4 separate regions of the Homo sapiens genome follow, and regions 1, 3 and 4 are each linked to region 2. A link is a contact called in ENCODE Hi-C or POLR2A ChIA-PET data. All regions are on one chromosome and are shown on one strand. Each heading gives the region's core, a stretch centred on a gene start or an enhancer-like site at or near the end of the contact. The rest is flanking DNA. Distances are from core to core; before and after follow the strand shown. Region 1 holds the start of HSPA5-DT (HSPA5 divergent transcript). Region 2 holds the start of PSMB7 (proteasome 20S subunit beta 7). Region 3 holds the start of GOLGA1 (golgin A1). Region 4 holds the start of GAPVD1 (GTPase activating protein and VPS9 domains 1).

Evidence for each region. A loop is a pair of places that touch in the nucleus more often than their neighbours do. ChIA-PET counts read pairs that join two places held with the same protein, here RNA polymerase II (POLR2A). Pooled maps may share reads with other maps.
Region 1: a loop to region 2 is called in a map of mammary epithelial cell, with 20 times the contacts of the local background. The contact joins the promoter of HSPA5-DT here to the promoter of PSMB7 in region 2. A Hi-C loop is called at or near these places in 2 of 168 maps with a recorded cell type or tissue (CD8-positive, alpha-beta T cell and mammary epithelial cell), 1 of 37 single-sample maps with no recorded cell type and 7 of 50 pooled maps.
Region 3: a loop to region 2 is called in a map of natural killer cell, with 10 times the contacts of the local background. The contact joins the promoter of GOLGA1 here to the promoter of PSMB7 in region 2. A Hi-C loop is called at or near these places in 4 of 168 maps with a recorded cell type or tissue (ascending aorta, naive thymus-derived CD4-positive, alpha-beta T cell, natural killer cell and 1 more), 1 of 37 single-sample maps with no recorded cell type and 14 of 50 pooled maps. POLR2A ChIA-PET finds 5 or more read pairs at or near these places in 1 of 52 experiments (activated naive CD4-positive, alpha-beta T cell).
Region 4: a map of B cell shows a loop between it and region 2 (18-fold over the local background). The contact joins the promoter of GAPVD1 here to the promoter of PSMB7 in region 2. A Hi-C loop is called at or near these places in 2 of 168 maps with a recorded cell type or tissue (B cell and CD4-positive, alpha-beta T cell) and 9 of 50 pooled maps. POLR2A ChIA-PET finds 5 or more read pairs at or near these places in 1 of 52 experiments (activated CD8-positive, alpha-beta memory T cell).

What each region holds. Positions count from the first base shown.
Region 1 is chr9:125,239,310-125,247,082 of GRCh38, forward strand. HSPA5-DT (HSPA5 divergent transcript) reads left to right here and starts at 2,347. Exons shown (of 3, transcript NR_186826.1): 1 at 2,347-2,754. It overlaps HSPA5 (heat shock protein family A (Hsp70) member 5), which reads right to left and starts at 2,034. Exons shown (of 8, transcript NM_005347.5): 1 at 1,696-2,034; 2 at 1,367-1,598; 3 at 863-1,000; 4 at 112-224; 5 at 1-22. The coding sequence starts at 1,817. RefSeq lists enhancers at 1,443-1,522, 1,664-2,168, 2,061-2,355, 2,169-2,673, 2,323-2,632 and 1 more.
Region 2 is chr9:124,409,804-124,416,885 of GRCh38, forward strand. It overlaps PSMB7 (proteasome 20S subunit beta 7), which reads right to left and starts at 5,639. Exons shown (of 8, transcript NM_002799.4): 1 at 5,561-5,639; 2 at 5,039-5,132; 3 at 4,105-4,202; 4 at 2,549-2,689. The coding sequence starts at 5,622. RefSeq lists enhancers at 1,838-3,037, 5,546-5,595.
Region 3 is chr9:124,937,986-124,945,746 of GRCh38, forward strand. It overlaps GOLGA1 (golgin A1), which reads right to left and starts at 3,098. Exons shown (of 23, transcript NM_002077.4): 1 at 2,986-3,098; 2 at 2,121-2,170; 3 at 592-881. The coding sequence starts at 726. It overlaps SCAI (suppressor of cancer cell invasion), which reads right to left. Exons shown (of 18, transcript NM_001144877.3): 18 at 4,623-7,761. RefSeq lists enhancers at 2,690-3,190, 3,191-3,691 and silencers at 2,773-3,142, 3,473-3,532.
Region 4 is chr9:125,256,385-125,263,185 of GRCh38, forward strand. It overlaps GAPVD1 (GTPase activating protein and VPS9 domains 1), which reads left to right and starts at 5,442. Exons shown (of 28, transcript NM_001282680.3): 1 at 5,442-5,575. HSPA5-DT (HSPA5 divergent transcript) reads left to right here. Exons shown (of 3, transcript NR_186826.1): 3 at 580-687. RefSeq lists silencers at 1,757-2,015, 5,339-5,520, 5,459-5,588.

The DNA.
Region 1 (7,773 bases), core at 1,097-3,596, 830 kb after region 2:
ATAAGCAATAGCAGCTGCCGTACTATTAGATTGAAAAAGGGAAAAGTTTTGTCAGTACTTCACATTTCCACTATTTGGCAAATATGCCGTATCCCTGAATTTCATACTTACGGCTCGTTGATGATCCTCATAACATTTAGGCCAGCAATAGTTCCAGCGTCTTTGGTTGCTTGGCGTTGGGCATCATTAAAATAGGCTGGTACAGTAACAACTGCATGGGTAACCTAAAAGGATAAAAGATAATTAAGTGTATTGTCACATAGTTTAACCCTTATTTAAATTACAGTCTGGCCAGGCGGTGGCTTCTGCCTATAATCCCAGCACTTTGGGAGGCTGAGGCAGGAGGATCACCTGAGGGCAGGATTTCAAGACCAGCCTGGGCAATGTGGAGAAACCCTGTCTCTACTGAAAATTAAAAAAAAAAAAAAAAATTAGCCAGGTGTGGTGGTGTGCCTGTAGTTCCAGTTACTTGGGAGGCTGAGGCAGGAGAGCTGCTTGAACCCGGGAGGCAGAGGTTGCAGTGAGCTGAGATCGTGCCACTGCAGTCCAGCCTGGGCAACAGAGCAAGACTCCATCTCAAAAAAAAAAAATTACAGTCAAACCATCACTTTAGTTTTTAAGCCAACTTATTGATGAATACAACATATAAAATTTTATGTCCCTGGAATTGTAAGCATTAAATAATACATGAAAAGTCTATTTTGTTTGGCTTATAGTAAGGGACTCAATAATTAAACCTGACAAGCATGAATACCATTCTGATTAAAATTTTTGAAACCCTTCACGAAGGCTTCTATACATAACAGCCAACCGAGAATACTAATGATCAAAAAATACTTAACATTGTTCTAGAAATATTTACCTTCTTTCCCAAATAAGCCTCAGCGGTTTCTTTCATTTTAGTGAGAACCATGGCAGAAATTTCTTCAGGAGCAAATGTCTTTGTTTGCCCACCTCCAATATCAACTTGAATGTATGGTTTAGTTTTCTTTTCAACCACCTATTTTAAAGAATTATTGTTTTCAGACACAGATACAATGACATCTCAAAGTTTAAAAGACCCACTACCATCCCCACAATTTGGTTTATTTTGGTCCCTTGGGGCTGCAAATTGACTAGAAATACTTCAGGGAGTATAGGTGTCTTACAAAGTTCAGTTTTAATCGGTCTTTTATTCCTAAACTATCGTAGACAGTACGACAGCAACTGTCTTAAGTTTTGTAACATACTAATAGTATTAAAGTTATTACATACATCATGTCTATAACCTTCAACTGTTGTCTCAACACTTTTCCAGAGACTTATAACTCTAAATACTCCCACCACCCACCCGTTCTCTAACTGGATGAGAAAAACCCGGTCGAACCTTGAACGGCAAGAACTTGATGTCCTGCTGCACAGACGGGTCATTCCACGTGCGGCCGATGAGCCGCTTGGCGTCAAAGACCGTGTTCTCGGGGTTGGAGGTGAGCTGGTTCTTGGCGGCATCGCCAATCAGACGTTCCCCTTCAGGAGTGAAGGCGACATAGGACGGCGTGATGCGGTTGCCCTGATCGTTGGCGATGATCTCCACGCGGCCGTTCTTGAACACGCCGACGCTGGCAGAAAAACCCGACAGAGGGACATCAGCACCGCACTTCTCACGCCAGGCCAGGCGGCCACGCCCCGTCCCCCTGCATCCGCAACCCCACTTACCAGGAGTAGGTGGTCCCCAGGTCGATGCCGACCACCGTGCCCACGTCCTCCTTCTTGTCCTCCTCCTCGGCCCGCGCCGCGCTGAGCAGCAGCAGCATCGCGGCCACCAGGGAGAGCTTCATCTTGCCAGCCAGTTGGGCAGCAGCAGGCAGTCCAGCCACAGGCCGTAGCACAGGAGCACAGCGCAATTTCCGACTTGCAGGCGGCAGGGGCCCGGGGTCACAAGGCGCCACGAACCAGGCGAAGGGCAGGTCTAGAAATACAGGCCGCGGCGCTTCCCTCTCACACTCGCGAAACACCCCAATAGGTCAATCTGTCTGTGCTGTCTTGGCCGGCGTCGACCTCACCGTCGCCTACTCGGCTTATATACCCTCCCCCAGCCCCGTCGTGGAGGCCGCCGATTGGTGAAGGCCCTGCTCGTTGGAGGCCGTTCATTGGCCCAGGCCACCAAGCTGGCCGCCGCCGATTCGAAGCGGCCCCCTCCGCAATAAACGTCACTGCTCCGCCCCCCCCAGCTGATTCATTGGCTGCTATTCGTTTCTAACGTTCACCAATGGTAGATAACATCCGCCCCATCCGCTGGTCCCATTGGTTCAGCAGCTGTCTATCTCTCCTGCGACTTCTGACCCCGAGGCATTTCCGCTGGTAACCGCACAAGTCCCGCCTTCACTCCCGGCCCTAGGGGGTCGGAGTAGGTCCAGCAGGAGTGACCCCCCGGGGCTGTGGGATCTGAAACTTTTTCTTCTCTACTGCTTGTTCTCCCTTCCTCCATCCCTCACCCCGAAGCGGGAAGCAGCTTTCTCTTCCCAGCTTCCATCCAGTCTCTGAGTAGACCAGTCGCAGCTTAGATGCTGGGATCGCCTCAGAACACATTTCTTTGCCCTTCACGGCCACTACCGGTATTGGGGTATGCGAGTCTCAGGGCCGTTCGTTGCTCACAGGTCGAGCTGGTCTGGACTCTGTTCGACCACGAATCATGACTCCTTCCTGCCAGTTATGTCCCCTCCGCACCCTTGCCCAGCCATTTTACCAGGCCTCTCCACATTGCGCTGCCCCACGGTAAGTCGCAGGACAAGCCCGGCCAAAGGAATTGCCTCCAGCTCTGAGTCCCCTCCCTACTGTGGCAACCCACTCCAGTGCCAGCCCTCCCACACTGGATGTCTAATTTTTCTAGCTTGCCACCCTTTACTTTCCCCTCCGCTGCCCATCCTTTCCCTCTGGGGCAAAGGTTATCATTTACGGGGCTTTCTCCATCCTTTATTGTTGATACTTTTCTACCTTCATTCCAGGAAAAGGTCTGATGTACACGCAGACAACACATTTGATAGGCGAAAATCGTCTTGATAATGCCTTATTCTTATATAACATCCTGTTGCAAAAAATAATAGAGACCACTATTTGCTGAAAGCCTACCGTGGATTAAGCATTGTTCAGTGTGCTTTTCATGTGTCATTTAGTCTTGACAGTTCAATACTCGGTAGGCATTTCCCGTTTTCCAGATGAGGACATTGAAACTGAAAAAGATTAAATAACTAAACAAGTCACAGAGCTGGTGAGTGATGGAGTTAGGATTGATAACCAGGTGGAGTTCACTCTATTGCCAATACTTTTTTTTTTTTCAAGACGGAGTATCACTCTGTCACGCCCAGGCTGGAGTTCAGTAGTGCAATCTCAGCTCACTGCAACCTCCGCTTCCGGGGTTCAAGCGATTCTCCTGCCTCAGCCTCCTGAGTAGCTGGGATTACAGGCACGCACCACCATGCCTGGCTAATTTTTTTTTTTTTTTTTTTGTGGAGATGAGGTTTCACCATTTTAGCCAGGCTGGTTTCGAACTCCCAACCTCAAGCGATCTGCCCACCTCGGCCTCCCAAAGTGCTGGGATTACAGGTGTGAGACACTGTGCCTGATCTCTTAACTTTAAAACAAAAAATTCATCTGTGGCCGGGCGTGGTGGCTCACGCCTGTAATCCCAACACTTTGGGAGGCCGAGGTGGGCGGATCACGGGGTCAGGAGATCAAGACCATCCGGGGTAACACGATGAAACCCCATCTCTATAAAAATCCAAAAATTAGCTGGGCGTGGTGGTGCATGCCTGTAGTCCCAGCTACTCGGGAGGCTGAGGCAGGAGAATCGCTTGAACCCGGGAGGTGGAGGTTGCAGTGAGCCGAGATCACGTCACTACACTCCAGCCTGGGCAGCAGAGCTAGACTCCATCTCAAAAAAAAAAAAAAAATTCATTTGTTTGAGGAATGTTTTTGGAGGACCTACTATGGAAAGGGCAAAGCTCTGATATGAAATATTTGAGATTCATGGGTATACTGTGTCCAGATACCACTAAAACATCCTAAACACACTTTATTAAGATGTTGAGCCTGTGACTCAGTACTCAAGAATTTTCTTTTTCCTTAGTGCTTCTCAAAGGTTAGACTGGTGACTCAAGAGTTGACTCTGTTCACTACAGAGGTTGCATCATGCATCTCTTTCAGCAGGGCTTGTAATCCTGCGGCAACATTGACCCTTCTTTGGCTTGCATCAGTCCAGCATTAAGATAGAAATCATCATTTGACCACATTACAGCTTCTTTCATTTCAATCAAATGTTTTTATAGTGCAGTCCATTTCCATTAAAAAAAAAAACTCTCCATTTCAGCCTTATCCTTGATTAACAGAGTAACGTTTTGTAACTCTCCTTTTTGTAAAATTTAGAAAAGCGATACATGGCTAACTTCCAAAGGGAATTGAATATATTGTGGTTTCATCTTTTTAAAACCAGACATTTTACATACATTTTCTAGTATATTCCAAAGCACAGTCACTTACGAATAGGAAAGTACATGGTCAAAACTAGCTTGCTGAACATTAAATGCCAAAAATAATATCCAGGTCAAGTTATCAATACTTAACTGTTAGACACTGTGCTAAAGACGTACGTGCATTATCTCTTTTTATCTTTAAGAAAGCAGTTTTTTGTAATCCCAGTATTTTGGGAGGCCGAGGTGGGCGGATCACGAGGTCAAGAGATCGAGACCATCCCGGCCAACATGGTGCCCAGTCTCTACTAAAAATACAAAAATCAGTTGGGTGTAGTGGCGCGCGCCTATAGTCCCAGCTACTGCTACTCAGAGGATGAGGCAGGAAAATCGCTTGAACCTGGGAGGCGGAGGTTCAGTGAGCTGAGATCGCACCACTGCACTCCAGCCTGGCCACAGAACGAGACTCTGTCTCAAAACAAAAACAAAAACAAAAACAAAAAGAAACAAACAAAAAAGCATTTTTTTCTTACCCCTATTTTAGAGTGAAGGAATCTGAAGCCCCAAGAGGTAAAGAAACTTGCCCAGGAGATTGCACACCTAAGATAATGAGCCAGTATTTGAGCCTTGGCAGTTTGATTTTTAACCTCTATAGGTTGTCATCTTGAGCTTCAGATTTATAAGACTTAATTTTGGGTTTCGGCATGGTGGCTCAGATGTGTAATCCCAGCACTTTGGGAGGCCAAGGTGGGTGAATCACTTGAGGTCAGGAGTTCGAGACCAGCCTGGCCAACAGGGCAAAACTCCATCTCTAATAAAAATACAAAATTTGCTGGGCATGGTAGCACACGCCTGTAATCCCAGCTACTCGAGAGGCTGAGGCATGAGAACCACTCGAACCTGGGAGGCGAAAGTCACAGTGAGCCAAGATCGCACCACTGCACTCCAGCCTGGGCAACAGGGTGAGACTGTCTAAAAAGAAAAAAAAAAAACCTTACATTTTGTTTTAGGATATAGAGTAGTCACATATTTTGGGTTTTAAATTTAAAGTTTATAATTTTCATAGATATGGGGTCTAGCTACATTAACCAGGTTGGTCTCAAACTCCTGGCCTCAAGCAATCCTCCCACTTCAGCCTTCCAAAGTGTGGGAATTACAGGAATGAGCCACCACATCCAGCTCCAGTTACACATTTTGTAAATATTTTGATAACAGATGATATGCAAATATAAATTTTTATCCAGAAATTTAAACCAGCCCATTTCACTTGTGCTCCTATGGGTAAGAAAATTGCTTTCCAGGCTGGGCCTGGTGGCTCACACCTGTAATCCCAGCACTATGGGAGGCCGAGGCAGGCGGATAACCTGAGGTCGGGAGTTCGAGACCAGCCTGGTCAAAATGGAAAACCCCGTCTCTACTAAAAATACAAAATTAGCCCAGCGTGGTGGCTCATGCCTGTAATCCCAGCTACTCGAGAGGCTGAGGCAGGAGAATCACTTGAACCCGGGAGGCGGAGGTTGAGGTGAGCTGAGATCATGCCATTGCACTGCAGCCTGGGCAACAAGAGCGAAACTCTCTCTCAAAAAAAAAAAAAATTGCTTTCCATTTCCTACCTGATCTCAGAAAGCTAATTAAGCAGAGGTAAGACTTATTAGGATTGGATGTCATTTAGCTCTTAAATCTTCTTTTGTGGCCATGCGCGGTGGCTCACGCCTGTAATCCCAGCACTTTGGGAGGCCCAGGCGGGTGGATCACGAGATCAGGAGATCGAGACCATCCTGGCTAACACGGTGAAACCCCGTCTCTACTAAAAATACAAAAAATTAGCCGGGCACGGTGGCGGGCGCATGTAGTCCCAGCTACTCAGGAGGCTGAGGCAGGAGAATGGTGTGAACCCAGGAGGTGGAGCTTGCAGTGAGCTGAGATTGCGCCACTGCACTCTAGCCTGGGCGACAGAGCGAAACTCTGCCTCAAAAATAAAAAGTAAAAAATAAATCTTCCTTTGTGAAAGAGGACTAATAATAAATGACAAGCATCCAGCAGGAAGAAAAAGGAAAGGACCTATGTAATTTACAAGTTTAATATTAACATTTAGATCCTGATAATTGAGAATTTTCCACATGTTTTGTTAGAGAGAACATTCAACTAGGTGATAAGGCACATAACTTTGACAAAAACCAATTTCTCAGAGCCACAGTTTTTTTTTTTTTTTTTTTTTTTTTTTTTGAGACAGAGTCTTGCTCTGTTGCCCAGGCTGGAGTGCAGTGGCATGATCTTGGCTTACTGCAGCCTCTGCCTCCCCGGTTCCAGCGATTATCCTGTCTCAGCCTCCTGGTAGCTGGGATTACAGGGGTACACCATCATGCCCAGCTAATTTTTGTATTTTTAGTAGAGATGGGGTTTTGCCATGTTGGCCAGGATGGTCTTGAACTCCTGACCTCAGGTGATCTGCCCGCCTCGGCCTCCCAAAGTGCTGGGATTATAGGCGTGAGCCACCACGCCCAGCCAAGCTCAGATTCTTAATCTATTGAATGTCAGGAATTTCTGTCCTGCCTGTCTTACTGGACTGCTTCAAGGATCAAATGAGATATTGTATGTGAAAGTAGTGTGAAGGTTGTAGAACAGTGGTAATGCCATTGCTAATCATAGAAATATAACGTGAGAAGAAATTTTAGAAGTAAGGCCAAGTGCAGCGGCTCATGCCCATAGTCCCACCACTTTGGGAGGGCGAGGTGGAAGGAAACTTGAGGCCAGGTGTTTGAGACCAGCCTCGGCAAAACAGAGAGATCGCCTCCTTCTGTGAAAATATTTAAAAATTAGCCAGTCATTGTGGTGCGTGCCTGTAGTTCCAGATACTCAGAAAGCTGAGGTGGGAGGATCACTTGAGCCCAGGAGTTTGAAGCAGCAATGAGCAATGATTGTGCCACTGCACTCCAGCCTGGACAACAAAGGAAAACACCTCTCAAAAAATAAAAAATAAATGGTACATCTAATTAATCCTATATTGGTCACATAGATGTCTTTTTTTTTCTTTCGAGACAGAGTCTTGCTCTGTTGCCCAGGCTGGAGGGCAGTGGTGCAATCTCGGCTCATTGCAACCTCCGCCTCCTGGGTTCAAACAATTCTCCTGTCTCAGCCTCCCGAGTAGCTGGGATTACAGGCACACAGCACCACACCCAGCTAATTTTTGGATTTTTAGTAGAGACAGGGGTTTCACCATGTTGGCCAGGCTGGTCTCAAACTCCTGACCTCGTGATCTGCCCGCCTTGGCCTCCCAAAGTGCTGGGATTACAGTTGTGAGCCATCTGCATCCAGCCCACATAGATGT
Region 2 (7,082 bases), core at 4,389-6,888:
GAACCAAAGTTCTAAAATCAAATCCTAAACTCTTTCCTTATACCACTCTCATTTTATGTAACTCACCAAAAATGTTAAGAGGACATAAAAGACTATAATTATGCTGGTTTATATTTTTAAATGGTCCTCAAATTTTGATAAAATTTAACTTTTACAAAGTATCTTGAACTAAAAAATGACAAAACACTGAAAAAAGAGAATTTAGAATTTTTTTTTTTTTTTTGAGACGGAGTCTCGCACTTTCACCCAGGCTGGAGTACAGTGGCACAATCTCGGCTCACTGCCAAGCTCCACCTCCCGGGTTCATGCCATTCTCCTGTAGCTAGGACTACAGGCGCCCGCCACCACGCCCGGCTAATTTTTTGTAATTTTAGTAGAGATGGGGTTTCACCATGTTAGCCAGGATGGTCTCAATCTCCTGACCTTGTGATCTGCCTGCCTCGGCCCCCCAAAGTGCTGAGATTACAGGCATGAGCCACCGCGCCCAGCCGAGATGTTAGGATTCTTAAAACATTCTGAAGTGATTAACAGAAACATTTGCTAGATTTTTTTGCTAATTGTTTTAAATGACATTACAAAGAATCTTGAAACATCTTATTTGCAGCAATTTTACAAGCTTAAAAATTGCCTTTATTACATAGACACATCGTGTAGAAAAAAAGTTTTCAAAAAAGCCTTATATATAATGTACCAAGCAAGCCACCAGAGGGAGCTTTATATTTAAAATTAAAATCCACAAATCTTTTCAGAAATCTGATCAATAGGTGTGCTTTAACAAGTTCTACTCACTGTACTGGGAGAATTTGGTTGGCAATAATTCTCCTGGATTAGAATAATGATACGTACACAAACATAAAGCAGCAATTGGATAGACAAGGCTTCCTATCCATATGACTCTAGGCTTTGGTCTCATTTGTAAAATGGGAACTATACTACTGGCCTTGCTACAACCTCATATACACTACTGAAAACCCACAGGCCATGCTAGACACATAGATGAGGACCCGCAAATTATCAGGAAGGCCAGGGCCCTGAAGGGAACAGTGAAGTGAGCCAGGCAGAGAAAGTGACAGAGCACCCACTCCCACTTCTAAGGCAACAACCACCAATGAGTTCCCGAAGATTACGGCCACATGTTTCCAATGTTTTCAAAAGACAGAAATCTAGACTTTTTTTTTTTCTTTTTTTTTGAGACGGAGTCTTCTTCTGTCACCCAGGCTAGAGTGCAGTGGCGTGATCTTGGCTCACGGCAACCTCCACCTTCCAGGTTCAAGCGATTCTCCTGTCTCAGCCTCCCAAGTAGCTGGGATTACAGGCAAGCGCCACCATGCCCGGCTATTTTTGTACTTTTAGTAGAGATGTTTCACCATGTTGGCCAGGCTGGTCTCGAACTCCTTACCTCAGGTGATCCGCCAACCTTGGCCTCCCAAAGTGCTGGGATTACAGGCGTGTGCCACCGTGCCAAGCCAAAATCTAGACTTTTAATTCAAATCTCCCCATTTACAATTGTTAGCCACTATTTAAAAAGAAAAAAAGGCCATATGACCCAAACAAATTTCCCTACAAGCTGATGGCCTATGAGCCACCAGTTTAAAATCTTTACTGTCTATCCGTGCTCCCCTTTAATTCTCACAACCACCCCACTAGGGGCAGGTATTATGATATCCATTCTACACAGAAGGAAAAAGGCAAAGAATTTGTTAAAGGTAAGGCAAGTCCCAAAAGGAGAAGCCAGTATTCCAACCCAAGACTAAATGCCCAGGCTACTTCTCCTAAAATCACTGCCTCTCTTATGAGAAGCAAATGAGAAAACACACTTTGAAAACTGCCAAGACCCATACAAACATAAAGTAATGACGCAATTATTAAAGGAGAAAGAGAAACAAAACTACTAATATGAGCTGTGAGTCAGCAGAGAATGAAGGTCAGGTCAGGCAAGCTACTGCACCTCTTTAAACCTCAATTTCTTCACTTACAAATAGGAGACGCTAATAGTCCCTATCTCAGAGTTAAAAGGATGAAATCGTGCATAAAGCGCTTTAGCATAGGTCCTGGAACAGAGTAAGAGGTAGATAAAGGTTGGTTAATATTAATATTATCATACCCACTGACAGCCAATTATAAATATCACTTTTCATTCACTGTTATTTTGCCCCTAAAGGGAGGGGGTGGGGGGAAGGAGAGACAATCATTTGGGTTTGTGTTTATGGGGAGGAGAGAGTAGTTTCACAAGACAACTTGATAGTTCCTCCAGCTATAACTTTCTTACCGTGAACAAAAAAGTTTCTCTTATCCAGTAATATCCCTATGCTCCAGGAAATGACTCAACTGGTGACATGTGATTTACTCATGAAAAAAATCAGGCCCCAGAAATTCAAATGCACCATCAAAAACCATTTAAAATGGCTCTTTAATATAACAACTGATTTCCGGAACAAAATGTGTATTTCTGAATGTGTTTTTGCTACTTTCCAGGCTTCTCTTGGCTGAAAAAAATCTAAGATATGAGAAGAAGATACTAGTAGGAATCCCCATTCTGGAAACTTACCTGAAAAGCATCTGCTTCAGCATCCGATTGGCTGTCACAACTCTGGGAAGACGGCCAGTGGAGAGGGAGTGGAGCTCCAGGTTGGAAGAAATGAGCTGGGTTGTCATGTCTGTGTCTGCAGCTGTCCCAGCACCACAACAACTGAAAAATCCAATTAGAAACTTAGCTGAAATCCAATTACCAGAGGGCTCAATTAGAAGTAATGGGTTCTTGGATAACTTCCATGAAGTTCAGGTACAGAGAGATGTTTTTGAGTATATCTATGCTGTAACTTCTCTGTTTAGTCAACCTTAAATAAACAGAAAATTGAGAATATGCATCTAGTTATATGCAAATACATTATCTATGGCCCAATGGAACACATGAAATTATTGGTTTCTGTGATAACAGTGTGTGCATTCCATTAATGCTACAAATATATCCAAGTTGTACAGAAGTGCCAGGTGTGTTAACTCTTGCAATTCAACATCTACCAAGTATTTACTATCAGATACCAGTAATTACACTAAGCACTGGGAATAAAGAAAATATGAGAGGCCTTGTGCTCAAAGTTGAGTGTAAGATACACAAGAAGACAAAAATTATAACACATAATTTAATACACAGTAATAGCATAGGTACAAAATCCTACGGGAAACCGGAGGAGAAGGTAATTGATTCTGATCATTAAGAAAAGGTTTCAGGCTGGGCATGATGGCTCATGCCTGTAATCCCAGCACTATGTGAGACCCAGGCGGGAGGATCACTTGAGGCCAGAAGATCAAGATCAGCCAGGGCAACATAGTGTGACCGCATCTCTCCCAAAAAAAAAAAAAAAAAAAAAAGAACGAAAAAAATGTTTAAAAAAAGGAAAAGGTTATATATGAGCTGGAATAAAAACACTCTACAAGCAGAGAAGGCAGAGTTTCTAAATAGAATCTCACATAAGCAACGGTAGAATAGCTTGGAGATGAGGGAAATAGGGACAGTTCAGACGTAACTGGAGCACAGGGTGATGGCAACTGAAAAAGACGCTTGAAGGGTAGGCTTTCTATGAGACTGTGCAAGGCCACAGAATTTTGATTTTTATCCTAAAAGCCATGTGGAAATGTGACAAGTCTCTTGAAAAGCTTTTTAAGAAAGGGATGCCATCAGATCTATGTTTTACAAAATCCAGTATGGCAGAAGAGTGAACAATAGGATGCCTAAGAGAGGCCAATTAAATGGTAACTGCAATAGTCCAGCTAAGAAAAAAGAACCTCTATGGTTCAAGTTAATGTTTGAAAAAAAGAAAAAGAAAAAAGAACCCAAACTAGAGCCTTAGCAAAGGAAAGGATAGGAGGGAATGGATTCAAGAGGCACAGAGAGGGCAAAACTGGCCACCAATTCAATTGGAGACTGAAGCAAAGAGAGGACTTGAAGTTACTGGCTTAGGTAACAGGTGGCTGGAAATGCCATTTAAGGGAGACAGAAAATACAGGTTGAAAAACAGGTTTTAGTAAGGAGCACAGGAAGGTCAATTTTTAGCCCTGACATGTTTGAAAATATAAGAGTTATTCAAACGAATCAATACTTACTAAATATTAGGAGATATGAAGTGTATTTTTGAACAGTTCTTGTCAGCAACAACCATCCCTTCAGTTGCTCTTGTATCTGCTCCAAGAACTATGCCATCCTATTAAAAAAAAAAGTTTTTAAACAATTTTACAAATATAAGCCAACCGCAACTCTCTATTCTACTTTAGGGAATACTATGTTGGCCATACCACATGCTCCCCTAATCTCAAAACGCCAGCCAAAACTCATAGCAAAAATATTGTGCTACACTTTCAGGATTTAAGAAAAGGTTTCTTAGTAAATGCTACTAATTGAATCCTGAGTAGGTAAGAATTATTCCCATTTTCAAGTGAGGCTCAGGTGTCGGGTAAATTCCTTGTAAATCAGAGCTAATCTGGAAAAAACCTGGATTAAGACTCAGGAATCTTTCCATTAAATTAGCCATCACTATCAATTTCCTTTTAAAACATGTTGCTTTTCTTTAAAACATGTTGCACAGGTAATCATTATCCCTTTTGACGTTTCCAACAATTTAAGGCAGGAGTTATCTCCATTTGATGCATCTGAAGGTGTCCCTGTGAGAAGGAAAGTGAGCTGCCAGAAGTTGGAATCAGCACTATAGAGTTCAAAGGTGAGACAGACCTGTCTGACCCCAAATCTCGTGATCTCCCATCACATACTTCAGCTTCCTAAACTAGTAATTAAGAAGCTAACTGACCTGTTTAAAAAAAAAAAAAAGAAAGAAAGAAAAAACCTCAGCAAAGTGAGGAAAGAACATAAACTGTTAAGAAGCACACAAAACCTGACAAAAGCAGTCGCTCCTGAAAGACGGTCTCCTGATGTATTCTATAGCATTTGCCTTTCCAGACCGAGCCGGGAGAGACACCGGAAGCCAAGTGTTCTGATTCCTGTTGCCGGTTCAGTCACTGCTGCTCTTAGCCTAACCCGGCTTACCTTATAGACCACCCCAGCGATGGTCGTGCCAGTTTTCCGGACCTTTGGAAGCTTGTATCCCCTCTTTGCAAAATCGGCTTCCAAGACGGCATTCCTAAGAGCAAATGAGAGAATCAAGTGTTGAAGGGCAGGACCACATCGCACAGCACTGGCATGAAAAGTGCCTAACAGAGAACTCAGGAAAGCTGCTACTTGTTTTCACGCCCATCTGTTTAATGAATCCTCCCACCATCAGCACTGTTCTCCCGTTTTCCAACGAAGACAGTCTTACAAAGGGGCCGTGACGTGCCTTAGGAGACGGAGATAAACGGTGGCCGAGTGCGCTGGGAAGGTGGGAGAGCAGACCCGGCTTCAGGAGAAACCCACGCCCAGGCCCTGATTCCCCTGAGTCACACTAGCCGCGGGCCACAGGCCCCGCCATGAATTCTTCCCTCAGAATTCTCGTATCACACCTTGGCCCAGCTCCCACCCGAGCACCGCACTCTTCTCCCTCCCTGAACCAAGCCCCAAGCAAGGCGGCACCTGCGGCAGTTATCAAAAGAGAAGCCTCCAACTGGTGGAGCATACACCGACACAGCCGCCATCTTCCCAAGAAAGCAGTTCCGGGTCGGAGGCGGGTGCAAACAAAAAGAGCCGAGCACTTCCGGCGTCGCTGGCAACGGGGGCTGAAGGGGCGGGGCAAACGCCGCACTAGAACGATTGATCTTAGAGATTCTGGTTCCTAGAGAGGCCAGAGATGTTTGAAGTATATCGCCCCAAGTGGCACGGAGGAGAAAGTGACACCCGGAACCGGGAAAGGACTTGTCCAAGGTGAACGCACCAGCGACCAGGTCTCCTGCCGCTCAGACTGGACTTGTTTCTACCGTTAATTTGGTTCTGCGGTGCTTCAGAGACAGACAGACCCAAGTCCCAGGCACAGCCCCACCACCCCCTTGCGTTAAGCAAGTCTCTTCAACTCTCTGAATCTGTTTCCTCCGCTATCAGATGGAGATTACAACCTAGCTCAAAAGGCTGCTGTAGAATGGCCATTAAGTCTGTGAAAAGAGGCTCAACATGATTAGTCATAGGGTGAATGCAAAGCACGACCACAGTGAGATCCCACTTCGCACCCGCTAGGATGGCCATAAACAAAAAGACAGAAAAGCGCAAGGGTTGCGAGAGTGTGGAGAAATTGGAACCCGAATACACGGCTGGTGAGAATGCAAAACGGTGCGGCTGCTCCGGAAAACAATTTGGCAGTTCCCCAAAAAGTATTATCCTCTTAGATACGCACCCGAGAGGGTTGAAGACATGTATTCACAAAAACTTCTACAAAGGTGAGGTAGAAGGCAGGCCTCCATTCAGAGATGGGGCTGAGATACCTGACCAAATTGAGGACTAGCTAAAACAGGGCCTGGACGGAAGCTGTCTTCCCTAAGACTCGCTCACCAGCCAGCCAAGTCAGTTTACCGTTGCCATGGCAACACTCGTGAGTTACCGCCCCTTTCCATGGCAGTGGCACCATAAACCAAAAGTTACTACCCCTTCCCTAGAAATGCCTGCATAAACCACCCCTTAATCTGCATGTAATTAAAAGTGTGTATAAATATGACAGCAAAACTGCCCTGACACTCTGCCTAAGAGGGTAACCCTGCTCTGCAGGAGCAGTCATGGAGCTGTAACGCCGCCACTTCAATAAAGCCGTTTTCTTCTGCCTCTAACTTGCCCTTGAATTCTTTCTTGGGCAAAGCCAAGAACCCTTGTGGGCTCAGCCGCACTTTGGGGCTTACCTGCCCTGCGTCAAAAGGGGTCTCATTGGCTGGGCGCGGTGTCTCACGCCTGTAATCCCAGCACTTTGGGAGGCCGAGGTGGGCGGATCATGAGGTCAGGAGATTGAGACCATCCTGGCTAACACGGTGAAACTCCGTCTTTACTAAAAATACAAAAACTTAGCCAGACGTGGTGGTGGGCACCTGTAGTCCCAGCTAGTCAGGAGGCCGAGGCAGGAGAATAGCTCGAACCAGGGAGGCAGAAGTTGCAGTGAGCTGAGATCACGCCACTGCAC
Region 3 (7,761 bases), core at 1,848-4,347, 530 kb after region 2:
GGCACGAGAATTGCTTGAGCCCCAGAGGCAGAGGTTGTGGTGAACCAAGATCAGGCCACTGCACTCCACTTTGGGCTACAGAGCGAGAATCCATCTCAAAAAAAAAAAAAAAAGAAAGAAAAAAGAAAAAAAGCAACATACTGTAATCACTGGGGCCATCTTTCCAACAATCGTCCCAATACAACAATGCACTCTTGCTAACCCCATACCACAACTCAGAGACCTTGTTAAGCAGCAATGACTTAGTTGTTATATAAGTATATATGTCTGCAATGAAAACAGGCCCAGACATTTTCAGAAATGAAATGCAAAAGAAGATGTATAAGGTATATAGACGGAAAAACAGTACAAGAGGACACTGGAGAGAATATGGAGAGGAACTCACAGAAAAATAAGGAAAAAAATATAGAGTACCTTAACATTTACAAACCAAACATTAACAAAAAGGTACCTCAGAGTAAGAAGAATCAGATGTACAGGCTCTTGTACAGCTATAAACCATGAAAGGTATGAAATAATCAAGCAATTTAAAATATTTATTGGAAGAATACCCTGCAAAAGTATCTTTATTTCTTAAGTAAAGGTACTTACAAAGTCATCTCCTGAGTCAGCTCCCATTGAGGCAACTGATTCCTTGCTCACAGACCGTGGGATCCTAGTAGCACCTCCTGGCCTCTGAGCAACAGCAGTCTCTTCTGCAATTTTCTTCTTCAGTTTTGCAAACATGTTTGCTGTGTGGCTATCCTGCACAGATGACGAGCTCTCAGTAGTCCTGGTGCCTGTGTTCAGGATTCAGACAGAGGCGCCTACAAAGTTTCAGACATCCAAGCTAGCTGCATTCCCACTTAAATGTGGGCCAAGGGCTTATGGCAACACAGGATCTACAAATCAGATGAAAGAGACAGTTCAAAAGTTAAACATTGGAAAGATTTCGCATCTGAGTTGTTAAGTTTTAGATTTCAAAACTAAGTTTCATAACTTACATGTACACTTATAGAACACAATTACTAAACATTTAAAAAGCACTCAGGTGCTTCATATGCATATACAGATGAAGAAACCCAGTCTCAAGAAGATGAAGTAACCTACCAAAGATTGTGTGGCTAAGTGGAAGGGCTGGTATTTGAACAGAGGACTCTGATTCACAAATCTCTACGTTTTTTTTTTTTAATTACATGTTGGCTATGACATATAACACACTTGGTAAAATGTCCCAGAGCAGACATCAACATCATATATTCATGACTTAATGATTTCAAATCCTTCCTCCAATAAGCTTAACTACAGTTTAGTGTTCTTTAAGTTGAAGACAAAAATGCATGTAATTCAATTCATATGTAATTCAATATTCAATATGTAATTCAATATGTAAAAGGTGTAATATCCTACTGTTTCAGGATGGTTTGCAATCAACTGTCCAATAGGAAAAGCTGGTAACAGAAAAAAGAAGACACACCAGACAACTCTATTATATAAGTATCTGATATCCTTGAACATTTTCTAGAGACGCTGTGTGGTTTTGAGTTTGATAAAATTACCTCCAATGAGTTTATTTTCTTTCTTTCTTTTTTTTTTTTTTTTTTTTTTTTTTTTTGAGATGGAGTTTCGCTCTTGTTGCCTAAGCTGGAATGCAATGGCACTATCTCGGCTCACCGCAACCTCCACCTCCTGGGTTCAAGCGATTCTCCTGCCTCAGCCTCCCGAGTAGCTGGGATTACAGGAATGCGCCACTATGCCCGGCTTATTTTATATTTTTAGTAGAGACGAGGTTTCTCCGTGTTGGTCAGGCTGGTCTCAAACTCTTGACCTCAGATGATCCACCTGCATTGGCCTCCCAAAGTGCTGGGATTACAGGCATAAGCCACTGCGCCCGGCCTCACAGTTTCTTTTCTTAAGAATGTTTGACATGATATTCAAAGTAAGATTCAAAAACCTTTTCCTCCTAATGGTGTATAAAACACTAATATTCTGGTTCCAACCTTAACTTTCCATGTTTTGTGGAGGATACCTAAGCTCTGCTCTGAGATACACAAATGCCATCTTACCACTTCAGATCCTCCATTAAGGCTGTACAATTCTTCAGAAACTTTACTTTCAATGTGTGTAAACCACTTACTCACCTGGCTTATCTACTAGATTTAAAACAGCTTGGAGGTCAAAGCATTCTGTCCTGCATGAAGACAAAGATAAAATGCATTGGGTATTTCTTTTCAAGTGTATGGCCAAAATGTTGGGTGGGGATAGGGGGAAGAAGTGAAGGAAGAGGAGGGGCAGAAGAAGGATTAAAGGGGGTAAGAAAACCTGTCACAACTCTCAATGGGATACCCTCCCTAACCCTGATCTCCTATGAAATTGTTTTTTGCCTAAGAGCTTCACTTACAAGCGCATAGAACAGAATTGATCACCGCAGCGGGTGCCTAAATTCACTTCTCCCTGGGAGCCCTGAGCAAAACAATTTGAATGAGGTTAAGTTTTCCTGGAGCCAGTATTTATTTCTCAGTTGATTACTACACTCACATACTGTTTACCCGGCCAGACCCTGGGCGTCTGGTCACGGATGTGCACTGACAAAAAGCAAGGCAAAATTGGGTAAAGACAGATGTCTAACCCCCAGGGAGGCAGGCAGGTGCCTGCCACGGCAGTTTGGATCTCACTCCCTCAGGCTACCTCCAGCCCCGCCCGTGCTTTGGACTGTCAAAGAAAGGAAGGATCCAACATCTCTCCCATTTGACAGCAAGGAAACTGAGCCCTAGAGAGGAGGAGCGACTTGTCCAAGGTCGCGCAGGGAGGAATCCCGGAACCCTAGGCTCCAGACTCCCAGGCCGGGGCAGCCCGCCTCCGCCCCCACTCTCACCCTTTCAGCACCCCGGTGCCGCCCCCCGCCTTGGGGCTCGGGCAACCCTGACCGGGCCGCTGTGGGGACAGACCGAGGCCACTGGGAGAATAAGGGGCCTGCTCGCATTCCCGGAGTCCTGGCCCGCGCACCTGCCTCTCTCTGGGAAGCCAGCAAAGCCCCGCCTCCCGGGCCTCTCGTGAGCCCCGGCCCGCGTCACCAACCCCCACCGCCCAGCCGGCGAGCCGAGCAGCGACCCGGAACCGCACGTCTCCCAGCGCGCCGGAAGTGACTGCGCGGTGGGGGGAGGGGGTTGGTCCGACGCGCGCATGCGCCCGTGCGCGGCCTTGGCGGCTACTGTTACCACCTCTGAGCGGCGACTGGGCCGGAACGGCTGGAGTTCTCGGGTGCCCAGCCGGGCGCTCCCTCAGCCCAGTTCGCCACGTCAGCGAGCGGCCAGAGCCACAGATGATGACTGAGTCTCCGAGGCCTCTCGGTCTTTTTCTATTTTAACAGGGGCGCGTGCAGAGCGTGGTAAGTGGGAGGGGCTTCGTGTCAAAAGTAAAAGAACCCAGTCGGTGCCACAGGCCCCGCTGTGCTGTGCTGGCTACAAACCCGGCCGGGGCTGCACTGCTTGGCCAGGCGCCCCCCCGCGCCGCCCGGTCCCGCCGCACCCTAGGCAGCTGCCTTGCCACCGTGTGACCCGGGAAGTCTGCGCCTCCAGCTTCACTCACAAGCCAGTAGCTCCAGAAACTAGTCCTGGGACCTTACACCTTGAGACCAGTTTTTAGACTTTGGCGCCTGTCACCTACTGTAGATGATGCGTTTTATATCGCAACCGAGTACATAACGTCCAGCAGAACCACGTTCTTACTATGTAATGCACTTAAAAACGCTGGTGGCAGCTCACTATATTGGATTAGCTTCACCATCCGCTGCTGGGCCGTCTCCTTTCTGCTTAGGAAGGAAGTTGAAAACATCAAAAGTGCACGGCGCGCGCTTCTGTGGTCCCAGCTACTCGGAAGACCGAGGTGGGAGGATCTCTTGAGACCAGGGCTTCCAGACCAGCCTGGGCACCGTGGCGAGACTCCGTCTCTTTAAATAAATAGCAATCATGCAGGCAGTAGGAAAATAAACAAAAGAGGAAAAACTATCTTGTTCCAAGTCACAGTCCAGGCCGGGCGCGGTGGCTCACTCCTGTAATCCCCACACTTTGAGAAGCCGAGGCGGGTGGTTCACCCGAGGTCAGGAGTTCAGACCAGCCTAACATAGCGAAACCTCGTCTCTACTAAAAATACAAAATTAGCCGGGCATGGTGGCCCATGCCTGTAATCCCAATTACTTGGGAGGCTGAGGCAGGATAATCGCTTGAACCCGGGAGGTGTAGGTTGCAGTGAGTCAAGATCGCGCCATTGCACTCCAGCCTGGGCAACAAGAGCGAAACTCTATCTCAAACAAAAAGTCACGGTCCAAATCAGTACCCTAAGTCAGGTCCCTGAACTCGTCAATGCCAAGCCAGCCATTCCACCTTAAGGAACTCTGGTTCCATCCCCAGACTCAACACAAGCCCAAGAATAAGCAGATTCCACCCAATTCTTCAACAGTCCCTTCCCTCGCGTGTTCCAGTTCTGACCTGCAGGAGCAGGGCAGGGAAAAAACCAAAACCAGGATTCAAACATTGACAAACTAACAAGAAGCATCAACCCCAAGATAGTTCAAAGCCTCTGAGATATTTGAATGAAGCAAACCCTAACAGTTCAGCTGTCAATACCGAAAAAGTACCAAAAACTTTAAGCAAATAATGTTTATTTTTATATTGATGATACACTTAATATATATGTGGATTCAAGGTACAAAATTCATGTACAAGAGTTCACACCTGATGAATGTAGACACATTCCTAGAGAACATTTATCAATGTGAAAATTTCTTTAATACACTGACAACAAAAATCAAATATTCTCTAATCTCGTTATTCAATAAACATCAAAACAACGTTTCAGTTTTCATCCTCTAGTACTGAAGTGCCCTCAAGGTGGTAGGCACTGTATAGCAGGAGAAAACATTGGAAAGCCTACTGAATCCGCTCTGCAGAATCACAGTGTTTACTCTGAAATTCATTTAGTGAAGTAGTGGAAGGCTATCTTTTATGACAAATCACATCTCATACAAGAGTCAAAAGTGATGAACTCAAGAAAATAAAATGTTTCAAGAACTTCTCAATTTCTAAAATCTATGGAGTATTAACCATAACAGACAAAGAAGAAAAAGGCTGCTGGAAAGGAAGAAAAAAACATCCTGTTTAAGAGAACGTATGGCTTAAGCAATTTAGAACACAACTGACAAGACTTTTACAATACCACAAATGTTCAAGTCAAATGATAGTGACAGTATAATTTTCCCCTTAGTCATTGGTAGTAAATAGCCCCTTCAAAATTTATTCTACTGTTAACACATATAAAAACTATGAATCCAAACAGTTTTGCTAACGGGGCTGAGTTGATGGATTTTTTTCTAAAGTATTAACTCACAATATCCAAATATTAATACAAATGAACGACAAGATTGTTTCAAAGATTACAGTGATTTGTGAATAGCTAAATAGGCAACCAAATAGCTTCATTATTTGCACGACAGATTAGCAGCACTTGGATAAGAATTGTTACATGAAAAATATTGTGCTTCAGTCTCTTGAGGAGAGCTAATATAACTCTATAATCCCTATAGTGTTAAAATTCTATAACATTTCAGTTACAGACAAGCACAATTGTTAAAAAGTATTTCACACCACTAGAAAATCGAGTAATTATATCCTCCAAATGAATTACTTCTATGATTTAAACAAGTGCATTTCTGCCTAATAATCAGAATGTAGACAATAAGTTCAGCATTATTTTCAAGGGAAAAAGATCAAACATAACTTATTTTAACTCCTATTTGATTATCTTAACCTTTAGTGATGATTAGAACTTAAAAAAGGGAAACTCAACCTTCCAATGGAAACTGCTCAGAGGAAATAATAAAGTGTCCTGAAATTACAATAATTCTTAGCACAAAGTAAAAAGTGATTTATAACTGCTTCATCTGATTCAATGATTAATGAAATCACTATTTATACTGGTGCTACACAACGAAGATAACCTATATGGATAAGTTATTTTACTTGTAAACTCTACTATGAAAATGTTAGGACTTTGTATTTGCCTTTCCTATTATCTAAGATGTTTCTACCTCAACTGGAAGAATCATCCAAAATCTAAAGGTTTCTCTGATTGTTGAACAGCAAGGTTTATTAAAAATAAGCAAAAAAGTTGGAGAACTAGCCATATGGTCTATGTGGCAAAAGGAATGCATTCAGATAACTATAAAAAGCCACATAAATCAAGTTCTAGATTATTGTACTGAACCATTAGAAGGTCTTTTTAATGATACAGTAACAAGTTAACAAAAACCATTCTTCAGGAAATAGTAATAAAAATTCCTTTTTTTTTTTTTTTTGAGAATGAGTCTTGCTCTGTCACCCAGACTGGAGTGCAATGGCACGATCTCGGCTCACTGCAACCTCCGCCTCCCAGGTTACAAGCAGTTCTCCTGCCTCAGCCTCCCAAGTAGCTGGGATTACAGGCGCACACCACCATGCCTGGCTAATTTTTTTTTTTTTTTTTTTTTTTTTGTATTTTAGTAGCGACAGGGTTTCACTGTATTGCCCAGACTGGTCTCCAACTCCTGAGTAATAAAAATTCTTATTGTGCTAAAACACTAAGCAATTTTTCCTGCAGATTTTTAATTTACCACAGTACATAGTTTTAATTTAGAAAAAAAGCAATTAGTAGCATGCTTCTTTAAGGGTGGAAATAAGCTTTTTAAAAATACAGTGGTTATCCCTCTATGGTTTGGAAGTATTTACTTTTGGGATTCTCATGTATGATCATTTCAAATTTTATACTTATTCATACTGATTTCATGTTTGAGAAAATTTATGGTTCAAATTGTAATGTTTACAAATCTCAACTTTTAATCATGGCAAAGTGGACATTCACAACAGCTTCAGAAGAGAAAAGAAAATCAGTGATATAACAAACATTTAAGTATCATTTACGGCAGCCCTATAAGAAGGCTAGCCATAATTCCCTATTTCATTCTGAAAGTGATATCCTATTAGCTTTCATTCCATAAGCCTAGGAGAAAAGTATAAAACCTAAAATTACCTATGTCTTAAACAATATTACACCTAAAAAGATGATTGTCGTAGTAGACAGACTGGAATTGTCCACCAAAATAGGAAATTGATACCCAATTTATAGTCTATGATGAAATTTAGGCTTGAATAAGTGAGTTTGTAGTTTTAATATAATGTACTTCAAACTATTAAAAAAACTGAGTCTATTGTCCAAGTATGTTTAAACATGGCACTGGTTAAAGTAGTCTGATAACTATTAAAAAGAATTTTTTTTAGGCCGGCCACAGTGGCTCACACCTGTAATCCCAGCACTTTGGGAGGCCGAGGCGGGTGGATCACTTGAGGTCAGGAGTTCGAGACCAACCTGGCCAACATGGTGAAACCCCATCTCTACTAAAAATACAAAATTAGCTGGTCGTGGTGGCACACGCCTGTAATCCCAGCTACTTGGGAGGCTGAGGCAGGAGAATCTCTTGAACCCAGGAGGCGGAGGTTGCAGTGAGCTGAGATCGCGCCATTGCATTCCAGCCTGGGCAACGAGCAAAACTCCATCTCAAAAAAAAAAAAATTATTAATTTTTAAAACCACAAAAGAAATTAACAAAAATATTTTAAAATTAAGAATGGTGCTTCAATCAGTTATTAAATTAGTTATACTTAATACAGTTCTCTTTATCCAATTAAAGGCATATCACCCTACATCATCCTGACACCCTTCCCGTCAATAGGTGATTGATTCCATTCACACA
Region 4 (6,801 bases), core at 4,192-6,691, 850 kb after region 2:
GGCATGGTGGTGCGTGCATATGATCCCAGGTACTCAGGAGGCTGAGGCAGGAGGATTGCTTGAGCCCTGCCCAGAAAGTAGAGGTTGCAGTGGGCTGTGATTACATCACTGCACTCTAGCCTGGGTGACAGAGAGAGACCCTGTCTCAGAATTAAAAAAAAAAAAAAAAAGCTGGGTGTGGTGGTTCCTGCCTGTAATCCCAGCACTTTAGGAGGACGAGGCAGGAAGATTACTTGAGTCCAGGAGTTTGAGACCAGCCTGGGCAACACAGTGAGATCTTGTCTGTATAAAAAATAAAAAAATTAGCCAGGCACAGTGAAGGGACTTCGCATGTGTGAAGTTCCAGGTACTCTGGAGGCTGAAGTGGGAGGATGGCTTGAGCCAGGGAGGTTGAGGCTGCAGTAAGCAGTGATGGTGTCACTGAGCTTTAGCCTGGGTGAAAGAGCGAGATCCTGTCTCAAAAAGTAAATAAACGATGAAAACTATTTTAGAGTTTTTTAATGGTAAAATTATGATTTCTATTCATGTTATTGCTGTATTTACTTACTGCCTAGTTTATAATTTGCTTGACTCTTCCAGATGTGGCCCTAATCTTTCCACAGTCAAGCGTGTACTACTATTTCACAGCATTTTCCTTTCCAAACTGTGTGCCAAATAAATCGGGGTCTCCAACCCCAGAGCCGTGAACTGGTACCCGTCTGTGGCTTGTTAGGAATGGAGCAGCACAGGATGAAGTGAGTGGTGGGTAAGTGAGCATTACCACCTGAGCTCTGCCTCCTGTCAGATCAGCAATGGCATTAGATTATCATAGGAGTGCGAACCCTATTGTGAACTGCGTATGCAAGGGGTCTAGGTTGTCCACTCCTTATGGGAATCTAATGCCTAATTATCTGAGGTGTAACAATTTCATCCCGAAACCATCCCCCCGACCTCCTCCACCCCCTACCACCATTTCCTGGAAAAACTGTCTTCCACAAAACCAGTCCCTGGTGCCAAAAAGGTTAGGGACTGCTGAAATAAAATCATGTCATAGGTGAAGTCCTTGTTTCTTCCCTTTTGTCTTCCTCTTTCTCTGTAATCTTTATTTCTTATGGCCTGTTTTTCTTTCTGGTATGGTTTGGTCTCACTTAACTCTCATATTTCTTTCTTAAGTGTAGATGTATTGTAACTTAAACAATGTTACTTTTTGGTCTTGATGGATGGCTCACACCTGTAATTCCAGCACTTTGGGAGGCTGAGGTGGGCAGATCACCTGAGGTTGGGAGTTCGAGACCAGCCTGACCAACATGGAGAAACCCCGTCTCTACTAAAAATACAAAATTTGCTGGCGCAGTAGCTCACACCTGTAATCCCAGCACTTTGGGAGGCCGAGGCGGGCAGATCACGAGGTCAGGAGTTCAAGACCAGCCTGGCCAACATAGTGAAACCCTGTCTGAACTAAAAATACAAAAATTAGCCAGGGATGGTGGCGTGCGCTTGTAGTCTCAGCTACTCTGGAGGTTGAGGCAGGAGAATCACTTGAACCTGGGAGGCGGAGGTTATGGTGAGCTGATATCGCGCCATGGCACTCCAGCCTGGGCAACAAGAGCGAAACTCCATAAAAAAAAAAAAAAAAATTAGCCGGGCATGGTGGCCCGAACTGTAATCCCAGCTGTTCGGGAGGCTGAGGCATGAGAATTGCTTGAACCTGGGAGGCGGAGGTTGTGGTAAGCCGAGATCGTGCCATTGTACTCCAGCCTGGGCAATAAGAGCGAAACTCTGTCTCAAAAAAGAAAAAGAAAAAGAAAAATTAGCCAGGCATGGTGGCGTGCACCTGTAATCCCAGCTGAGGATTAGGCATGAGAACTGCTTGATCCCAGGAGGTGGAGGTTGCAGTGAGTTGAGATCATTCCACTGCACTCCAGCCTGGGCAACAGAGTGAGACTCCATCTCAAACAAAACAAAACAAAACAAAACAAAAAACAAACAGGCGAGCCCAGCACAGCGGTGCAAGCCTGTGGTCCCAGGTACTCAGGAAGCTGAGGCATGAGGATCCCTTGAGCCCTCACGATAGCACCTGTGAATAGTTACTGCATTCTAGCCTGGGCAACATAGCAAGACCTATTTCTAAAATAAAAATGTAGACAAATTATTACATTCTAGGCAGTACGCCCAGTGGTGAATAAGATGGAGTCTGCGCCCTCAGGGACTATGTGTTGGTTTAAATTTTCACCTCAAGTTAACATTTGTGATTCAATATAAGTGATGAAGTTTGGGGGCCTTTGAGGGACCTGGGGATAAAGTGTTTTTTTGTCCAGAAATACTTGCCAGAGGCCCCTTAAATCACTTGGCCATAGCATCTGCTTTCTTGGCTTACTTCTAAGACTGGCTGTGTACACATAGAAGGAAAAAGAACATTAAAAAAAATGTTTTGCGATTCTAAGGCAGAGTAGTTTAATAGAGTATGGAGTTGGGAGGCTGAAGAACTAAACTCTACACAAGGTCCAGTATGAATTTTGTGACCATGAACAAGTAACTTCATATCCTTCTATGTCAGGGAAGACTGAGTTGTGTATGGAAAGAAAGGGGCTTTGGACAGAGTTTACTGTGTATTCATCCATTCATTTAAAAAACAAAAAACAAACATTACATTCTAGGCAGTATGCCAGGTTCTAGGGAGACAGTGATCTGCCCTCAGTGAGTACTACTTATTGATTTTGAGCAAATTTTCACCTCTTGAGTTTACTTTCCCATTTGTAAAAGGGATGAAAATAATACCTATTCCATATTTCCCAAGAATCACTGTTGTAGTGATCCATAGTTCTAGCAGGAGATTTGAATTCCTTGAGTGTGCTGACTGGAAAAAAAAAAGAAAATTGCTTGTTAGTTCAAGTTCTTCATTTGTAGGTGACAGAACAGGGCTCAGAAGATTAACTGACCATTCTAGTTCCTTTTTTACTTCTCACATGCAATGCAGCTTCCCTGAAGATTCTTTTGCAACTTTTGGGGCCTCTCCTTCCCTTCCTCCCTGGCCTGGGTGCTCCAGCCTACCCAGACGCAGTGTTCCAGAGCCCACTGTGAATGTGGTTTTGCTAAGGCTGAGTTCTTCCTTAGCAGTCCACGAATGCCATCTCTTGTCTTGAAATCCAGCCATCCAGTAACTCCTAACTGTCACCTCTTCCATAAGGTCATGAACCCTCAACTTGAAAAGGCCATTCTCTCTGAGAATCTCAGAATGCTTTGTACCTTGGCTTATTATGATGATCCTTAATCTGTGGCAGTTTCATCCTACCCTAGATTGTAAATTGTATCCTCTTGCTTATTTCTTTTCTTTTTTTTTTTTTCTTGAGACAGAGTCTCGCTCTGTCGCCCAGGCTGGAGTGCAGTGGCACGATCTCCACTCACTGCAAGCTCCGTCTCCCGGGTTCACGCCATTCTCCTGCCTCAGCCTCCCGTGTAGCTGGGACTACAGGCGCCTGCCACCATGCCCGGCTAATTTTTTGTATTTTTAGTAGAGACAGGTTTCTACCGTGTTAGCCAGGATGGTCTCGATCTCCTGACCTCATGATCCGCCCACCTCGGCCTCCCAAAGTGCTGGGATTACAGGCGTGAGCCACTGCGCCCGGCCTCCTCTTGCTTATTTCATGCCAGCGGTGCATTGAGTAATGTCTTGTAACAGAGCTGATTGAATTCCTGAATGAGTTGAATGGCAGCACGATAGCAATAACATCTGACCAGCCTACCATAGGTGGTTCTATTACTACCTATGTAGTCATAAAACAAGGCAATAAATATGAAGCAATTCTGTCAATGTTGTTGTTGCTGTTTTGTTTTGAGACAGGTTTCACTCTGCTGCCCAGGATGGAGTTCAGTGGCATGATCACAGCTCACTGCAGCCTTGACCTTTTTGGGCTTGGTGATCCTCCCACTTCAGCCTCCCTAGTAGCTGGGACTACAGGTGCAAGCCACCATGCCTCGCTGATTTTTGTATTTTTTGTAGAGTTGGGGTTTCACTATGTTGCTCAGGCTGGTCTTGAACTTCTGGGCTCAAGCAATCCTCCTGCCTTGGCCTCGCAAAGTGCTAGGATTATAGGCATATGCCACCATGCCCCTAAAGGTGACATCAAGAGAGGTGAGTAGATAGAAAGCAGTTTGGGAGTTGATTGACATTTGAAATAGCTGGGGAAATGATTATTACTTTTTTCCTTTTTTTGCCTGGAGACTCCCAGTATTGGAGGATATAATCATTGTTCTCAATTTTTTGAAGATCTGTCAAGTGGAAGACATTCTGTATTGCTCCAGGCAGCCTAACTACCAGCAATGGAAGGAAATAAAGGGAAACAGATTTCAGCTCAGCAGGAGGCAGAACTTTCTAACATTTAGAGCTGTCCAACAGTGGAGCAGGCTGCATTACTTGAGGGAGTGAGCTCCCTGAAATTTGAACTGTTGAACAGGAAGATGACCATCTGGCTGAATGTACAGGAGGGAATTCCTGCCTGGGCAACAGTTGCACTAGTGACCTTTAAGCAGGTATCTTCCAATTTTAAGGTTTCTAGACTGTTCAACTCAGCTAACTTGACCTCTGAATATATGAGTTATGGTGTTACAAAAATTATTAGACAGTTCATTTATTGACTTACCTAAAATAACTGCATGGTGAAGTTTATGATAAGCAAGATTTTAGAAACTGAGAAGTGGGAAGGCAGGTTTTACACTGAAAATCCAGATACCATCCAAACCAATTAATGGCACTTAGAACAAAAGGGAAGGGAGGGGCCGGCAGCGGTGGCTCACGCCTGTAATCCCAGCACTTTGGGAGGCCGAGGCGGGCGGATCACGAGGTCAGGAGATCGAGACCATCCTGGCTAACACGGTGAAACCTCGTCTCTACTAAAAATCAAAAAATTAGCCGGGCGTGGTGGCGGGCGCTTGTAGTTCCAGCTACTTGGGAGGCTGAGGCGGGAGAATGGCGTGAACCCGGGAGGCGGAGCTTGCAGTGAGCCGAGATTGAGCCACTGCACTCCAGCCTGGGCGACAGAGCCAGACTCCGTCTCGAAAAAAAAAAAAAAAGGGAAGGGAGGTTTGTAAGTAGTGTGTGCGTACGTGTGAGAGAGAAACAGAGAAGAGAGAGAGTCATTCATGCGAATAATGTGTCCTGGGCAACTGAGCGTTGTCACAGAAAGCATAAAACGCTCTACATTTTTGCTTTACACATACTTGCTCAGTCGGATTCTTCACGTCCAGCATTACTGCAGGCGGAAACCAGGGCCCAGGCCTGGTGAACAGCCTTCCGGAAGACGATTCCGGACCCGGACACCCACGACAGCCTCAGGGGGCAGCTGACCTAGGGCTGCCTAAGGCGGAAGTGGGAGCCCCTAGCCGCCCGGGCGGAACTACAGCTCCCAGAGGCCCCCGCGGCGCTGCGCACGCGCGCTGGCGTGGCGGCAGCGCCGCTGCAGGACGCAGGGAAGCCAACAGGCGAGTGGCGAAGGTGGCGGCAGCGGCGGCGGGGGCAGTCACCGGCTAGGGCGACGGCTCCGAGGCCGAGTGGCGGTCCGACAGAGTCCTCCGTGTCCTCCCCCGCATGACCCCCTTGGTGAGTACGCGTCCCGATTTAGTCCGCGGGCTGTGAGCGGCTCCCTGCCTCGCGGCCGGGTTGCTCCGGCCTAGGGCCGCAGCCTGTCTCTGACTGCCCGGCCGTCAGGTCCAACTGACCCCGGGGTCCTGGGCTCTTCCCGTCAGTGTCGGGCGAGGTGGGGGTCGGGGGACACTGGGTTAGACCCAGGGGAGAGATGTGGCGGCGCGCAGGAGCCAGGGCGGCCTGGGGCTGAGGAGAGGGAGAGACGCGTGGGGGATGGGATGGGAAGGGACAGGAGGACCGCGGGGCGGCCTCGGGTGGGGGCCAGAGACGAGAGGCCCGGCAGGTAGGGAACTGAGTATAGGAGGCGAGAACGAAATGGAATGTCTTCTGAGTGTCGCTGATAAAGATATCGTGCTGCAGGGAAGCTTGACAAGCTGGACACACGGGTCTGGGGGCAGCCCACCTAACACAGACACTCACTGTACTTGGCATCTTTCCACTTGCTGTCGGAGGTCTGAAAGTGAGGGAGCTGTTGGTTGTTTCCATCCCTTTTCTTTTAACTTCACCTTTTATTGACTGGCAAAATTGTAGTGAGTGCTGGCTAGGCAAACCACAGAAGTACACCCAGGGTTCTGTGTATAAATGTGCATAAAAACAGGGAGACATAGTGATAGGTTCAGATGAGAACTAGGTCAAAGGAGGAATCAGTGTTTTTATTTTTAAATTTATGACGAAAATCAGTTCTGAGCAGGACTTTGAACTAGAGAGGGGTTTTAAACTGGAGTTCATTGATGGATAGAATTAGAAGGGTCCTTTCACTAGAAGGAGGATAAAATGACATCATTATTTTTATTGACTGCTAACTGAAACTTATTATTTCCTTCAGTTACGAATGTGGACAACAAGCCAGAGTAGCATTAGCAGCGCCTATGACTTTGTGATCAATAAAAATTACGGATATTTTTGCATCATGTTTACAGTTGCAGATAGCTCAGAATATCATTTATGGTTAACACTTCTTTGAATTTCTGGTGTTACTAGACCCGCCGTTAGACATTGTTATTTAATGTGATAATAAGGCTGTACATATATTATGACCATATTAGTTTGTTGTTTTGCTAATATTTCCATATAATTGGTTTCCCTTGTAATCACATGTATTTAATTATGCACTTAAAAGAAATCTGAGAAAGGGACCATAGGCTTCACCAAACTGCCAATGAGGTCCGTGCACAAAAAGA